2 separate regions of the Mus musculus genome follow, and region 1 is linked to region 2. A link is a loop called in an ENCODE intact Hi-C map of the cell type or tissue named here. Cell type or tissue: heart. All regions are shown on one strand. Links, peaks and the distances in the headings refer to the core of each region. The heading gives the core; the rest is flanking DNA. Region 1 holds the start of Gm39821 (a long non-coding RNA gene). Region 2 overlaps Fstl4 (follistatin-like 4).

What was found. Peaks named below come from ENCODE experiments on the same cell type or tissue, not always from the same donor. Only the 100,000 strongest peaks of a DNase experiment are listed, where the experiment ranks them.
Region 1: it touches region 2 in a loop (15-fold over the local background); 3 of 42 quality-filtered maps call a loop at or near these places.

The regions. Positions count from the first base shown.
Region 1 is chr11:51,881,023-51,889,358 of GRCm38, forward strand. Gm39821 (a long non-coding RNA gene) reads left to right here and starts at 3,007. Exons shown (of 3, transcript XR_879831.1): 1 at 3,007-3,351; 2 at 5,183-5,289; 3 at 7,905-8,019. It overlaps Gm46281 (a long non-coding RNA gene), which reads left to right and starts at 8,038. Exons shown (of 2, transcript XR_001780207.1): 1 at 8,038-8,071. In heart, for the core only: no CTCF peak of the experiment used is centred there; DNase peaks (open chromatin) are centred at 209, 2,849 and 4,859; H3K27ac peaks cover 609 bases.
Region 2 is chr11:52,967,397-52,975,732 of GRCm38, forward strand. The region is part of intron 3 of Fstl4 (follistatin-like 4); the gene reads left to right. Among named protein-coding and RNA genes, the nearest start is that of Gm11186, 150 kb to the right of the region's middle. In heart, for the core only: no CTCF peak of the experiment used is centred there; a DNase peak (open chromatin) is centred at 3,195.

The DNA.
Region 1 (8,336 bases), core at 149-8,148, 1.1 Mb before region 2:
AAGCTAAGAGACAAAGAGAGAGAGACAGAGAGGGTGAGGGCGGTATGGAAGGGACACAGCTGGGGACACATCAACCAGCTCTTCACACGTGTGTGACTCAGTGGCTCTTGTCTCATCAGACACCCTCGCTCTGGGGCGCTCCTTTCTCGAGAAAACAGAAAACAAAGTTTGGAGCCAGGCACTGGGCCCGAAGCCTGGGCTCTGGGGCTGACCCACACGCCGCAGAAACCTTACCAGAGCTGATGATTCAACTTCCTGCCTATTGAGAGAGTCCTGACCACAGAGGTTTCCTTGCTGGGAAGAGGGGGCAGCTCCATTTGGAGGGCTAGCTACGATGGGATAAGTGCCCACCACGTACCTCAAGGACCCGAGGACCGGGCAGTGCGTGGGCAGACTGCAGAGGGCCATTCTAGAGCCCTGACTGTGTGTCTTCTGAAGCCTGGTCCCTCTGGGTTAATAGTTGCCAAATAGGGGGACCAGCTGTCTGCTTTGCCTGGGACTGCCCTGGCTTTAACACCTAATATCCCAGATCCTAGGAAGTCATCTGTCCAGGGCCAACCGCAGCCACTGGCCACTCTATCACTACCCATGGTTTATGGGCTGCGGTGACTGGCACTCTAATCCCTAGGACAGAACATTCTAGACTAGAGAAAGGACAAACTATGCCCCAAAGGCCACATTTGGCCCACTCTGGGGTATTTATTTAACCCATAAGCTAATAACAGTTTTTACTTTTTTGTTTTGTTTTTAATACTAGATCTCACATAACCCAGCCTGTCTTGGAACTCATTATATAGCTAGCCCAAGATGACCTGAACTTCTGATCTTTCTACCTGTGTTGGCTAATTTTCATCTACTTGACACAAACTATAGTTACCTGTGAAGAAGGAGCCTCATGGAAGAATTCCCCCATCAGATTGGCATGTGGGCATGTCTGTTGGGCAGGCCCAGCCTACTGTAGGCGTGTCTGTTGGATGGGCCCTGCCTACTGTAGGCGTGCCTGTTGGTTAGGTCCCGGCCTACTGAGGGTTTGTATAGACCCTGAGCAGATGGTCCTGGATTGTATAAGGAAACAAGTTGAGCAAACCATGGAGAACGAGCCAAAAAACGTTTCTTTGTGGCGTCTGCTTCGGTTTCTACCTTGAGTTCCTACCTTGAGTTCCTGCCTTGGTTTCCCCGTTTGATGGACTGAAAAGTGTAAGATGAAATATACCCTTTCCTCCCCAAGATGCTTTTGGTCAGATTATTTATCAAAACAACAGAGAAGTAAACTGGGGATGCCACCTCGGCCCCCCAAGTGCTGGGACTAGTGGCTTATACCTGGTTTGCAGTGTGTTGGGAGTCAAACCCAGCACTTTGAGTGTGGAAAGCCAGAACTCTACCATCTGGGCTACAGCCCAGCTCCAGAGTTTACAATTTTTAAATAGCTGAAAACAAACTTAAGAATAACACCTGATGGCATGTAAAAGTTATGTAAGGGCCTGGAAAAATGTCCCAGCAATAAAGAATGCTTACTGCCAGGACTGGAGAGATATCATAGTCGTTAAGAGCTCTAACTGCTCTTCCAGAGGACCCTGTTTTGGTTTCCAGTACCTAGATGGTGGCTCTCAATCACCTATAACTACACTCCCAGCAGATCTGACAGTCTATTCAGCCGTCCAGTGGTATCAGGCACACACACATTCAGGCAAAACACCCACACACACACACACACAAAAGACAATGCTTACTGCAGCTGGGTGTGGTGGAACTCACCTTTAATCCCAGCACTGAGAGGCAGAGGCAGGCGGAGCTCCGTTTATTAAGTATAGTCTGAGGCTAGCCTATTTTACCAAGCAAGTTCCAGGTCAGCCAGGGTTTTAGAGAGACTCTGTCTCAAAACAAAAATAGTGTTGACTGCTCTTGTAGAGGACCCGGTTCAGTAAACATGGCGGTTTACAACCATCTGTAACTTAAGTTTCATGTGGTCTAATGCCCTCTTCTGGTCTCCTTAGGCACCAAGCATGTATATGGTACACAGACATCTATACAGTCAGAGCATTCATACATATAAAATAAAGTTACATGGAATTCAAATTTCAGATTTCAGTGCACATGGATAGGGGACCTAGCTTTGCTAGTCATTTGCATTGGGTCTCTTGCTTCCACCCACATGGGTGGAGCTGGTTTCCCTGCAGACCATCCTTAGGGACCCATGAGCGACAAAGCCAGTGAGACACCTCAAATGAACCTTCCTGAAAATAGATGGCCTGCCTGGTTCTAGAACAGGGCATAGGTGTGTGTGCATGAGAGAAGGCAGTGGTGACTTAGTAAGGAAACTCTAATCTGGGGCAGGGGAGCTATCAGAGGTCTGCAGGCACCGAGCAAGGCCAACGTCAGCACGTGAGCTGCAGGGACAAGGCAGTGGTCCCCTCTGAGACTTAATTTGCTCGTCTGTACAGTGGAGTGAAGGGAGAACAGTAGGAGCCATCCTTCTCTCTGGTTTCACGGTCTAGACTTCTAGGCAGACATACCTCTACTCTCCAATAAGTCGTCCATACAGGGACACTGTGTGCCCAATCAGGACCCAACCCTAGATCTCTTCAGACTATTGGTTGGGTGTCTCTATGGCTTGAAGGCAGACACTTCATCCCATTCAGACTTCCCTTAGGGGTCTCCAAGAGCCCATGGCACACTTGACACTCTTAGGGCCTCTTGCTGTTGGTGGGTTCTGTCGCATCCTGTCATGGGGATGGGAGTACTTGCCCTAAAAGCAGGTGTAGATGGGCCACAGTCCAGCACCTCCTCCCCCATCACTGGAAGCCTGACAAGTGCCCAGACTGCCGGCCCTGTGTGCAGGCAAGCTGAGCTGAGCCAGCAGGAAGTACACAGGCTTTGAGAGTTCAAACAGCAGAGAGAGAGACTGGGCTCACGGCCAAGGCCAGCCCCTCCACCATCCTGTCTTCGCGCTACCACAGGTGCAACCTCTATCTCCCCTCCCCCTCTCTCACTCTCTCCCTTCCTTCCCTTCTTCTTCCTCCTCCCTCTCCTCCCCTTCTCTTCCTCCTCCTCCTCCTCTCCTTCTCCCCCTCCTCCTTTCTTTAGACAGTCTAACTACACAGCCCAAGCTATCCTGGAACTCACTAAATAGTTTGGCATAACTTTGAACATATGCTCCCTCAGCCTCTGGAATGCTTTTCCAGAGAGCTAAGGAAGAGGGCAATCTTGAAAGGCCTTGGGGAGCCAACCTCTGCTGAGCCTCCACAACGCCCCACACAGTTTGCTTAGACAAGGCCAAGGCCAGGACAAGTCCTCTTCAGGCTGCCTGGGGAGCCTCTGATCCTTCAGTATCTTTCTAGGGGTGTGACCCTGGTAAGTTATCTCTCTTTTTTCCTAGGTCCCCAGAACTCTGTTTGCTGACCACAGGCTTGAACTCTTAGGAGAATCAAGGACCTGCAGAGGTTGACACAGGATGGGCTGTACTGGTTGAAATTGCCTTGGTTCTGGGCTGGCCCTGGAATTCATGCATGGAGTGGCTTGGGCTACAGGGGTTCTCTCTTGTGTTCTCTCTCTCTCTCTCTCTCTCTCTCTCTCTCGTGTTCTCTCTCTCTTTGTGTGTACATGTGTGTATGTGTGTGTATATTTACTTGGTTATTTTATGTGTATGGGTGTTTTGCCTGCAATGTATGTCTGTGTACTATCTGCAAGCCTGTGTGTCAGAGGTCAGAAGAGGGCATTGAACCTCCTGGGACTGGAGTCACAGATGGTTGTGCCTTGTAGGTGCTGGAAATTGAACCCAGGTCCTTTGGAAGAGCAGCCAGTGCTATTAACAAACAAGCAAACAAGCAAATGTATGTGTATATACATTTTAAGACAGTGTCACATGTAAGTACTATATGTGTGTACACTCATATCCAGCTTAAATAAAATTATTAAAAATATATTTGTCAAGACAGCCATAATAGCATATGCCTTTATTTCCAGCACTGGGGAGGCAGAGGTCTTTGTGAGTTTGAGGTCAACCTGGTCTATATAGTGAGTTCCAGGACATCCAGACCTACATAGTAAAACCCTGTCTCAAAGACCAAAACCAAAACCAAACCAAACCAAACCAAAACTGACAAAAATTTGTTAATGTGTGTGAATGTTTTGTTCCCATGCACCAGGTGCATGCCTGGTGCTGTCAGAGGTCAGAAGAAGGTGTTGGAGTCCCTGCAAATGGAGTGATGGATGGCTGTGAGCTGCCATGTAAGTGTTAGGAACTGAACCCAGGTTCTTTGTAAGAACAAGCGCTCTTAACCTCTGGGCCATCTCTCCAGGCCTCTTAAATACACTTAAAAAAAAGATTTATTTATTTATTTATTTATTTATTTATTTATTTATTTATTTATTTATTTAATGTATGTGAGTACACTGTAACTGTACAGATGGTTGTGAGCCTTCATGTGGTTGTTGGGAATTGAATTTTTAGGACCTTTGCTTGCTCTGGTCGGCCCTGCTCTCTCAGTTCCTGCTTGCCCAAAGATTTATTTATTATTATAGATAAGTACATTATAGCTGACTTCAGATGCACCAGAAGAGGACCTTAGATCTCATATGAATGGTTGTGAGCCACCATATGGTTTCTGGGATTTGAACTCAGGACCTTTGGAAGAGCAGTCAGTGCTCTTACCCTCTGAGCCATCTCGCTATCCCCTTAAATACACTTTTAACTGAAGAGTAAATACACACAGAAAATGCTCCAATCCTGCCACCTCTCCTGTGTGAACGGAACAATACCTCCAGCCCAAGGCTCCTGTGTGCTCCGCCAGTCCCATCCCAAGGGCAGCCACTGTCTCGGCCTCTGCCACCACAGATGAGTTTCATCTATTTTTGAACTTTGTCAATGGAATCTTGTAGTACAGGCTATTTTTATGTCTGGCTTCTGTTCACTCGTGTTGTGGAGGATAGAACACTTTGCCCAGCCTCTTGCTGTACTGTGTTCTATGACTGTCACTGCTAGGGAACGAGGACTGCCTGTGTTTAATATTGGAGGTGACTGCTGAACATGTGTCACTGGTTTTACATGGGGGGGCTCACTGCTTTTATGATAACCTGAAACTTCAGGTGATATCGCTAGAATGGTTTAAATTATCAGAGAGGGAACCTGTGAACCCATTTCTTCATTCTTTCCTCCTTTGTTGATATTGAATTTGCCATGTAGCTCGGGATGACCTTAAACTCTTGATCCTCCTGCCTCAACCTTCTTATTGCCACTATACCCAAGTGATTCGGTGCCGAGGATCTAACCCAGAGCTGTGTGTATACTAGGTAAGTACGTCCACAGACCATTCATTTCTTTACTTATTTGTTTGCTTGTTTATTGGGACAGGGTCACACTCTGTAGCTCTGGCTGTTCTGGAACTCACTCTGTAGACCAGGGTATCCTCAAACTCATAGAAATCCCCTTGCCTCTGCCTCCAGAGTGCTAAGATTAAAAGCATGTGCCACCACAACTGGCCCTTCACCTACCCATTTCAACCTCTCATTTCTGGCAAATACTTGCCGACATGTCTTGTGACTTCTCTAACGATGTGAACCACTGTCTTTTCACCCTCCATAGGGCACCACCAACAAACCAAACAAGTCTATCCACTCAAGGCCAACTTGGGGAATCAATGTGTTTATTGGACTTATGTATAGGAGACTGGGTGAAGAATTACAGGAGCATAGGAGACTCAAAAATCAGTCATGAAGAGTCTCGTCGCAGCACAAAGCAAAGAGGCATCTGTCTTTAGTTTACTTTCTCCTTTCTATATGCTCTCGCACCTCCCCAAGATCAAGTGAAGCTAAGGGGCAAAACAGAGATGGAAAGCATCCCTCTCTGCTACAGGGGACCAGAAACAGCAGGGACCTTTTTATCTGTTGCCATGACTACAGGACCAAAGGTTTCCGTGCTCTGGGATGGTAAGGGGACAGTCATCTTGTGACTAAGAGAAAATCTGTATGTGCCAACTCCCAAACAGATCTCCAAGATGATATTCTATGGGATGGGAGTGGGCCGACCCTAAGCTAAACTAAATAAACTCCAGAGCTCAGGCCAATGGACTGCTGGGAACCTGCAGAAAACACATATTGGGAGGACCTTAGTCCCAAAGGCCACAGAGCCCACTCAGGCAGCACAGAGGCCCAACCTAGATCAGACTATGGGGGTCAGAAAACTGAGGTTGGGACATATCCCTGCCACCTGAGAAGATTAATTTTCTGACTGTGGATGCACACATATGGGGTCAGGTACTCCAATGTTGTCACATAATGGTATAAGAAAAAAGAGAGTCCGGCCGGGCGTGGTGGCGCACGCCTTTAATCCCAGCACTCGGGAGGCAGAGGCAGGTGGATTTCTGAGTTCGAGGCCAGCCTGGTCTACAAAGTGAGTTCCAGGACAGCCAGAGCTATAAAGAGAAACCCTGTCTTGAAAAACCAAAAAAAAAAAAAAAGAAAAAAAAAAGAAAAAAGAGAGATCTCCCTTCCTATTTAAGGCTGTTGCTTTGAGGGACTGACATATAATAGCTCAGGGCTAGAGGTTAGCAGGTTGTTCCTAGAGCCTAGAGGGGAAGGTCTTGATCTGGTCCATTTCTGAGCTGGCTTTCGTTATCAGATTTTAATATCTAAATCTTGACTCTGGCAGTCCCAACAAGCTAGAGTTGGTCCTTTGGTGACAGTACACTACTTAAAGAGATACTTAGCGGCTGGAAAGATGGCTCAGCAGGGTTAAGAGCACTGACTGCTCTGGCCCAGAGGTCCTGAGTTCAATTCCCAGCAACCACATGGTGGCTCACAACCATCTATAATGGGATCCGATGCCCTCTTCTGGTGTGTCTGAAGACAGATATAGTGTACTCATATAAATACAATAAATCTTAAAAAAAAAAGAAAGGAAGAAAGAAAAAGAAATACTTAGCGACCAAAGGCAGAGAAAGGATATTTGTCCAGTGTGGTTACACTGTGATGTTTAGATGAAGGTGTCCAAGGACCCCATGTCCATCCTTTTAGGTTTAAAGAGAGGGCAAGAGGCATGAGGACTAAGCAGTCCTCTTGACTGGCCCACCGTTGCCCATCACCGTCTCAGTTCATGTCTGCCTTACAAGGTGGTTCAATAAATACAGTTGCTAATCCACCAGCTGCAGAGCAAGCGAGAGAGAGAGAGAGAGAGAGAGAGAGAGAGAGAGAGAGAGCAAGAGCGCACTCGAGAGAGAGAGAGAGCCTTACCCATGGATAGTTCTCATCTGGGGATGTGAGGGTTCTAGGTGTCCCCTGAGTTGTGTGCTGGGTGTCTCAAAGAAAGGTTAAGGAGCGCCTCTCACTGAGGCTTCAAGCAAACCAGAAGGAACGCAGCCGAGATGCCAGCTTTCATCCCGGTTTTCATTGCCTTTCCGAGTTGTCATTGTGATACTACGGGGTTTCTCATCTCTGGGCCTCGTCCTCCTGTCTGTCTTCCTGGAAACTGGGAGGGTGGAGCTGGGGAGTCATTTTGTTAGTTTGTTTTGGGATGTGTGTGTGTTTTCAAGATAGGATCTCACCACGTAGCCCTGGCTGTCCTGAAACTCACTCTGTTGATCAGGCTGACCTTGAACTCACAGAGATCTATCTGTCTCTGCCTCCCGAGTGCTGGGATTAAAGCTGTGTGGTTACTGCCTGGCTAGGGGCTCAGGAATCTGGCTTGGGAAAGGATTCTCTCAAGGTTTGAGCAGAGTCATCCCTCAGTGTGAGGGGCTGGGCTTGAAGGCTGGCACCATGGCTAGCTCACCTTGCTGGGGACACCGACAAAGGTCAGCCGGTTGCCTTGGCCTCTTTGGGTTCTGGTTTATTGGTGAGGGGAGCTGGTCTCTCTGGAGATTACCCGAGTTTCTTTTCATTTAATTGATGTATTGCTTGTATCCGTATAGGTGTTTTGTCTGCATGTATGTCAGTGCTCCACAGGCATGCTTGGTGCCTACGGAGGCCAGAAGAGGACATCAGGTCCCCTGTGAGTTACAGATAGCTGCGAGCTGCCACGTGGGTACTTAGAATTGAACTCAGGTTCCCTGGAAGAACAGCCAATGCTGTTGACTTGGTAAGTCAGTTCTCCAGCCCCATGGAGCCTGTCTTTTTATCCTTTCCTTTGTTTGTTTTTGTTTGTTTGCTGGCTTGTTTGCAGGTGTGCTGTGTTGGATCTCTGGCTTCGATCTCCTGGACTCAGGTGAGCCTCCTGTCCCAGCCTGTGGAGCATCTGGGATTATCACTGCTTGCTGCCTGTATACTCGGCATGTAACCTGACCTTGGACAGACTTGGGCCAAGAATATCCAGGACTCTCAGTTTGAATATTACCATGATTCTA
Region 2 (8,336 bases), core at 93-8,092:
ACATCTTGATTCCACAGGTAGACACAGCCTTGCTTGTCTGCCCTTTGACCCTAGAGCAAGTGATGACACCTAGTGTCAAACCGCTAAAGCACTGGACCCTAAGTATCAGTCCTGTGATTCTAGGGGCGTCTGCATGCAGTCTTTGCATTGACTAAATTGTCCTGACACATGGACCCCGGCCGGGGCATATACACTGAGTGAGGGCTAAGCTGGGAGGAAATTCTATCTTGGGATGAAGTTCTATCTTTGATCCGTTCTTCCTGGACATTGCAGGAAGAGATCCTATGTCCTCAATCATGAGGCATGGGGCTGAGCTCCTTGTGGGTAGGAATGGCCTGTGCTTCTAACTGCCATTTCTACTTTTGCCCCCTGCCTGTCACTCCCTCCCCTGTTGGCTTCACCATGAGTCACCCTAACATCCCACATCACCAAAGCTCCCTTCACCTGTACCACTGCTACTCCCAGTACAGCCATTCTCTACCTTCCCCACTGTTTCCACTACCACCATAGTTTCAGCAAACACTATCTAGAAGCTTCCATTTGTGGGTGGCAAGGACTTGGATTCTCATGTCGCTGCAGAACAGAACAGTTCTCGTTCCAGGAGAGATGGTGATCACGCACTCCATAAGGACAAAGCTCTGAGAGGTCATGGCAGGAGCCCAGGAGGCACACAAGACCACAAGCCGTGGTTCTTCCCAGGAGGGAAGAAGGGCAGGGTCCAGCTCATTAAATGCTGGCACAACAGCACCAAGTGCTGCCTGGATGCACCTGGTTGCAAGTTTATAATATTGTCAACAGAGGCAGTAAAATGCTACCATTTCACAGGGCTAGTCTGGATGGAGCGCCAGTTATCAGTGCTGAGCAGCCAAATGAAGGCAGTAGGGTTTGGGGCCAGTAAACAAGTGACTTGCTAAGTCTTGCAGTAAAATATCCAAGACCAGGTTCTAGCTTAGCCTATCAATATGGAAATACCAAGGGGCACTTTCTTCATTCTGTGTCTCTCTCTCTGAACCACCTCCTGTTCACTTAGTCTTCTGCTTTCCCCATCCCACCAAGAACATCAGGCAGAGAAGCCAGATCACCCTGGGGGCGCTCCAGGGCGACTCCAAGAACATGCAGGCACAAAAGGGTAAAGAGATTCAGATTGGCCAGCTTCTTTTAAATTCATCCAGGCGAGCTGATTACACATCCTTTGCCCATGCAGAGGAAGGACTGTTAAGTTTTACAACTTTGCACACTAGAAAACTTGTGCGGATGTAGCTTTTGCTTGAAGTTAAGCTGTCTTCTTCTACGCCCACTCTCTAGGTGACATCACTCAGTCCCCAAACTTTAAAATCTTCCTTAATTGCCCCTCTGTTCACATTCCAGGCTGAAAAGGCCAGTAGCTCCTGTTGTCTCCACATGGACACCATATGGGCGTCTCACCCCTAGTACAGTTTGAACAGATCTCTTGCTTTGTTTCGTTTTTCCCTCGTGAGCCTGAGAAATATCATTCTCCTGGTTGTTCAGCTGCAAACCTACACAGGCTCCTCTCCTCACACACCCCCCCATCCACTCTCCTGCAAGCCTTGCCTCTCCCTCCTCCCCAGGTCTCAGCCTGGGTCAGGCTAGCAGCATTAGCATCTCCTGCTTCAAGCCTCCGAGATGTCCTCCTCCTCCTTAGTCTCTGCCCCGCCCAGGAGCCACAGCACATTAGTAAGAACATAAATCGCCACGCATCACTCTCTTGCTCTATCAGCTTCTCCCTGGACTCGGGATGCAGCCAACACTCATTGCACAGCTCCAGGAACTTCATCTCCTCTTGATCCCGGACCTTGTCTCAGCCTCTGTCCTCTGCTGTCCTTCATGCCAGCCCACTCTATTCCTCCTTCAAAACCCAAATCTGCTCCCACTCCTGGGCCTTGAGCCATCTTCAGATAATTTCCAGTTTGTTCCCTCATCTGTTATCATCACTGCTGAAAGGCTGCCTCTTCCCAGAGGGCCTCTACGACCACATGACCAAGTCTTCTGGTTTTCTATTCCTTGGTGACATTCATGGCTTTGTGTCAGTTTTTTCTTCTCCAACCTGTTTGCAAAGGTGAGGGGTGGGTTGTATGTATTGTTCACTAATGTATCTCCAACATATAGAGTATTCTACCACAAAGGAGCACTCAGGAGGCTTATAAGTGAATGATGAAGCCTGCAGCTGATTGCTCCTAACTTTGTGCCCCATGCACCTTTTTTCAAGATGGCATGATGGACTCATATGCTATTCTCCCAAGAACTGTATTTAGGAATCATGTCTGAACACCATGCAAGGTGTGGGATGTGACTGCACTTCCTTCATAGCCTACAGACTTTGCCATAGTCCCAGTCATGAGCATAGTTAGCATGCAGGAGAGAGCATTTCACTAAGAGAACAGATACAGATAAGAGTTCTGTATGCCCTCTCTATGTAGCTGCCTGATCTGTGATCACATAAGAGAAGATGTGGCTGTGACTAGTCAAGACGAGCTACATAATGTGTGGGGGCCACTGTAGAGTGAAAATGGGCTTAGCCCCAGCTAGAAATCAATATCATGATACTCTGACACCTGAACCAAGCAACAGTAAACCCCGAGCCTTCCCAAATGTGCCATGATCCTGTCAGCCTGGGCAAGGACAGCCACCCTCTCACCCTTCTCTAAGATGCTTGTGGCATGGATCTGAGCACAAGTCACTCGTAGCTCCGCCCATGCATCGTCAAGGCAACAGCAGAATGTATCCCCTCTCCCCCGCATAATATTCCCCAGCATAGTTTATCACTGCCCAGGGCAGAGAGTGGAAAAAGAGACAAATAGGAACTGTTGCCCACCCAGGGTACTTCTCAGAATGAAAGCAATGGAGCCAAGATGGGGAAGAAAGAAAGTGGTCTGAGTTAGGACTGCTCATGAGGCAAGACTTCCAAGCCTTGGCATGCTCCCCATTGCCCTGGCTGACTTATTCTACAGTACAAAATCAAACGGAATTGCTAAGAGGTTCAAGATAACCTTCAGGCACAAAGCTTTGAACCCAGAGCTCTTTTGAGTGTAGGGGGCCTGAATTATGGTACTAGGCACACAACCATAAGCTGACTGTGGCTTGAAGCCCAGAACACGGGACAGCCAGCGTTGCCCTAGGAGCCTCTCTGGTCCTTAGAATTGCCTCAGAAATAGCTCAAGCAATGCTCACCAACACTGGCTCCTGCCACCAGGGTGATGTCGTTTCTTAAAATAGGACAGATCACCCAGGCATACCACCAGCCTGGGCGCCCAGAGAAAAGCAGAGCTCCTGCCAGGCACCCATGCAGGCGAGAGACTTAGATTGCTAATTAGGATCTGTAAGGGCGAGAAAAGGCTTCTTAAACTTCTGTTAGAGATAATTAATCTTGTGTTTGATTGAGGCATAGTCTACAGACAACAACACACATACACCTCCACTAACGATTTCAAAGGCCTGACACTACCGTGCCAGTCTTCACTCTGTCTCAATGGATCTCAACGTTCCTAATGCTGTGACCCTCTAATACAGTTGCTCATGTTGTGGTCACCCCAACCATGAAATTATTCTCGTTGTTACTTCTTAACTGTCATTTTGCTCCCATTATGACCTGTAATGTAAACATCTGCCATGTAGGATATCAGACATGTGACCCTTGTGAAAGGGTTGTTTGACACTGTCTCCCACAGGCTGAGAGCCATTGCTCAAGAGCATTGTTTCCTGGATAAATTTTTGCCATTCCATCCTTTTGCAGAGCAAGCATAGTGTTGGTTCTCAATACCCCAGATACTTGAACTTCATACAAGTGGGACTGTATTTTACAGTGAGAAGTGTTTTTGCATCTGGCTTGCTCTACTTAACAATCTTGTACATTTTTCTATTAGGTAGTTTTCTTTACTGTGACTGAATACATGAGAAAAAGGGAAAGAGGAAAGGTTTGTCTGGCCCATGGCTTCAGGGGTTCAGTCCATGGTTGCTCAGCCCATGTTCCAGGTAGAGCCTCACAGCAATGGGAGTGTCTGAAGGGAGCTATTCATGTTAGGACAGGCAGGAGCTGAGAACATTTTAGTGAGTATCATTTTGAAGGTATGGCCTGTTGTTTCTCTTGGAATGGATGTACAGACAAGCACATAAATAGCTTCTCGGGACCATTAGCCATTAGGAGCTGCAGTTTAAATCCACAGTGACAGAGCATCATACACTCACTGAGCTGGTTAAAATTGAAGACCAGTGACAGAAAGTGTTGGCGGAGGTGGGGGGAACAGAGCGTTTGTGACAGGAACATGAGATGCTGCAGCTACGTCAGAGAATGGTTGGATGGTTTGTCTTTAAATATAAGAGGTGGCTCAGTTTCCAGCACCCATCCCCACTGGGAGACTCACAACGACCTGTATGTAACTCCAGTTCTAGGGGACCTGCTGCCTTCTTCTGGTCTCCAAGGACACCCAAATTCATGTGCACATACCCCATATCCCTCCCACACACATACACATGATTTAAAATTGATTCAGCCACTCTACTCCCAAGTGTTTATTTACTCAAGATAAATTAATACGCAGGTCCATGCAAATACTAGTACATAAATATTCATAGCAGCTTTATTTGCATAGGTTTTAAGACTGTCTCATGTAGCCAGGGCTAGCCTTCAACTTGCTAGTTGAGTTGTCTACCCTAAACTTCTAAATCTTCTGACTTCACCTCTGGAATTCGGAAGTTACAGTTGTGCACCACCACACCCAGGTTATGCAGTGCTAAGGATCGCACTCAGTGTTTGGGACATGCAATACAAGTACTCCATCAACTGAGCTACATCCTGACCTTGATTTAAACCTCTTGAAGCAACCCAAATATTCATTGATAGTTGAATGAATAAACTACATCAATATCATAGAATATATATGATACTACTTGTAGTATAGAATACAAATTATTCCCCCTATGAAGTTTGATGAACCTAAAAAAATCTTTTTAAAAGATTTATTTGTGTGTGTGTGTGTGTGTGTGTGTGTGTGTGTGTGTGTGTGTGTGTGTGTTGCCCATGGAGATTGGAAGAAGACATAAAATCTCACTGATGGTTGTGAGCTACCTAATGTGGGTACCGAGAACCAAATTCAGGTCTTCTGGAAGAGCAGCAAACATAGCCACTAAGCAATCTCTCCAGGCCCAGGAGTGGAATCTTTTGATTTATACTGCAACATGAATGAATCTCACAGTAATTATACTGGATGACAGACGACAAAAGTATCTATCACATGATTCCATTCAAGTATAGAAATCCCAAACTAATGTCTGTGGACAGAAAATCTATCAGTCATGGGTTGGGGAGTTGGGGGAAGAGGGTTGCAAAAGGCCACAAGGAAACTTGATAAGCATGTTTCTTACCTTGAAATGTATTCAGATTTATTTATTTTTACTTTATGAATATGGATTCTTTGCCTGCATGTATGCCTATGCACCATGTGTGTGCCTGGTGCCTGAGGAAGTCAAACAAGGATACTGAATATCCTAGAACTGGAGTTGAAGATGGTTGTGAGCTGCCAGGTAGGTGCTGGGAACCAAATCAGGGTTTCTGCCAGAGCAGCCAGTGCTCTTAACTGCTAAGCTGTCTTTCTAGTTCCTTACCCTTGATTAATTTTATTATTCGTGTGTGTGTGTGTGTGTGTGTGTGTGTGTGTGTGTGTGTGTGTGTATACGCACATGGGCATGCACATAGGTCCATAGAATACTTGTGGAGGTCAGAGGACATCTTTCCAGAGTCTGATAACTTCCACCACCATGCAGGTCCTGGGACTTGAACTCACATCATTAGGCTTGATGGCAAGCAACTTCCCCAGTGAGCCATCTCATTGCCCTCTTAACCTTGATTTTGATGTGGTTTCATGGCTGTACACAAATTTAATTTTATACACATTATGTAGATGAGATTCAGTTACACTTCAGGAAAGTTGGCCTTTGAGAGTTGACCACACAGTATGGATGATCATTGACACGTCACTGATCTTTATTGTAGCTTCATAGTACTTCCCAAGTCACATTGATATTAATTCTCCAATCTGCTCTTTTTCAAGTTTTGAATATATTCTAGATGAATCTTATAAACAGTTGCCTTTCATTTGTCAGACTTCATTCCCACCACACACACCCCACCCCATGTATAGAAAGTCTGGTGGTATCACAGTTGGGCTTGAACCGAACCATAGATCAATCTAGAAGTATTGATGTCTTAAATCTATTGAGCCTGATAATCCATGATCAGATTGGCCAGTTTTGTGAGTTGTGCTTTTATTGATTTTTCCATAAAATGTATAATATATACTGATCTTCCATGACTATGATGTGTCTCTAGTAACAGTTTGTATTTACTCCCGAGGTGGGTGTTTGTATACCAAGCCCCACCACTGCCAGTCTTGTGAGGAGAAGTTCTGATTTTTCCCTATTTTTTTTTTCTGATTTGATTATATCCTTTCTTACTTTTATTTTCTCTTTGGCTCTCTTTTGATAATCTTCCTGCTTTTTCTTCCTCCTTGAGGTAGAAGCTTCCTTCCTTCCTTTTCCTTTGGCTGTTTCTATGTCTGTTGGCTAACAGACTGTTGTATAGTTTGAGACAAGGTCTCCTTGTCTTTAATTTCTGGGTTACAGGTATGCACCCCTACATCTGGCTTCCAATGGGAAGTAAAACATCGCCCGTATTGTTGCTGCACTGGTGGTAACAGCTTGTTTCCCTGGTGCTATGTTTTTCCTTGTCTCCTTTTTTAGTTAGTTTCTGGTGATTTAGTTAGTTTCTGCCTTCTACCTCAGTGTGTTCTTCCTATTTATTTGCCACAGGGTGTCCTGGCCTACGATATTGTTTGCTGTTTTTGATCAGCTTTGAAGACTTTTAACCAAAGTCCCTGAATACCCTTACTCTGCCCCATTATCTCTCTGTTCCTCTGGGGATCCATGGCGGGGGAGGGAGGTGTTCAGCACTCCACCCTCCCTCACCATTTTCTTGGCATTTGTTTATTCTGTCTTTTTTCCCCCCTCTGTACTTTGCTCTGGACATTTTTTAATCTTGACCCATCTTTGAATTTATTAAGCCTTTTCTCTCCTATGACCAATCAGCTCTTACTACTACCAAAGACCATTTAAATCTTTAATTCAGATCATAGATTCCATATGCTTCAATTCAAGGCGTGTTCTTGTCTGGATTTTACCTCACCTAGGCATGTATTCCTTTCTTATTATCATAGGATTCTAGTTTGTTTGATATTTCCTTGTTGTGAAAGTAGAAACAGTAGGTCTGAGTGTTTGTATAGCTGGCTGGAGAGGAGACGTCTGGGCTGGAATGGTGTGTAGCCAGTGATAAGGCACGCATTCTCCTTACACAACCTAGTGTGAGACTGTTGGGTCAACCCACACAGACAAGAGGAAAGCAGAAAACGGAGAGGCTGAAAGGTCCAGTAGAGGAGGATGGAGAAAAGAGAAGACGAATCCAGCCAAATTCATCCTATACATACATGAAAACCTTTCATGATGAAACACATTGTGTTAGCCACTTTTCTTACTGCTTGAAAAAAAATGCTTGAAATACTTGGGAAAAAAGCAGCCTAAGAAAGGCAGCATCTATTTGGGCTCATAATTCCAGGGCCCACTCCACCATGGTGAGAAAGTCTTGGTGCCGGGAGCCTGAGGCAGCAGGTCACATTGTACGTGAGAGGTCAGGAAACAGAGAGAGATGGATGCTGGAGCTCAGCTCACAATCCCCTTTATGTTCAGGCTGTGGTTTGCCACCACCCATGTGAGTCTTCCCACCTCTGCTTCCTAATCTGGAAACTCCTCATAGTCACGCCCAGGGACTTGTCTCCAAGATGATTCTAGAGCCTGTCAAGTTGACCACCAATCTTAACTGCTGCACTTATCATTGTGCATTATAAGATGCATCAAAAGTTTTCAAAGAGTGGAAACAATATTTTGTAAACATCCATGTTCTAGCTAAAAGTCGAAATTGGTCCCTAAAACTTGGATGCCTTGTGTTTTTAGGGTTACTGGAAAGTTACTAGGGAAGTATAAAGAATTCTCATGGATTCTTTACCCCAAGACCCTACTCAAGTTTTGCACACTGTCCTAATATGTCATTTATAGAAAGAGAATTCACAGCAGAGCACTTGCTGCCCTTAGCGGCCACCTGTCCTGAGAGTTATTTACTTAAATCCACAGCTGTTCTAGGCCTTCCCTGGTGACCAGGGCTTTGCATGTTTTAAGGTAGCAGGCAGTCATGTCAATAATGTCCTTTGATTAGAGTTTATCAGATGTTTCCTCACAAGCACATTATAGTTGTGGATTGAACAGAAACAGTGTAG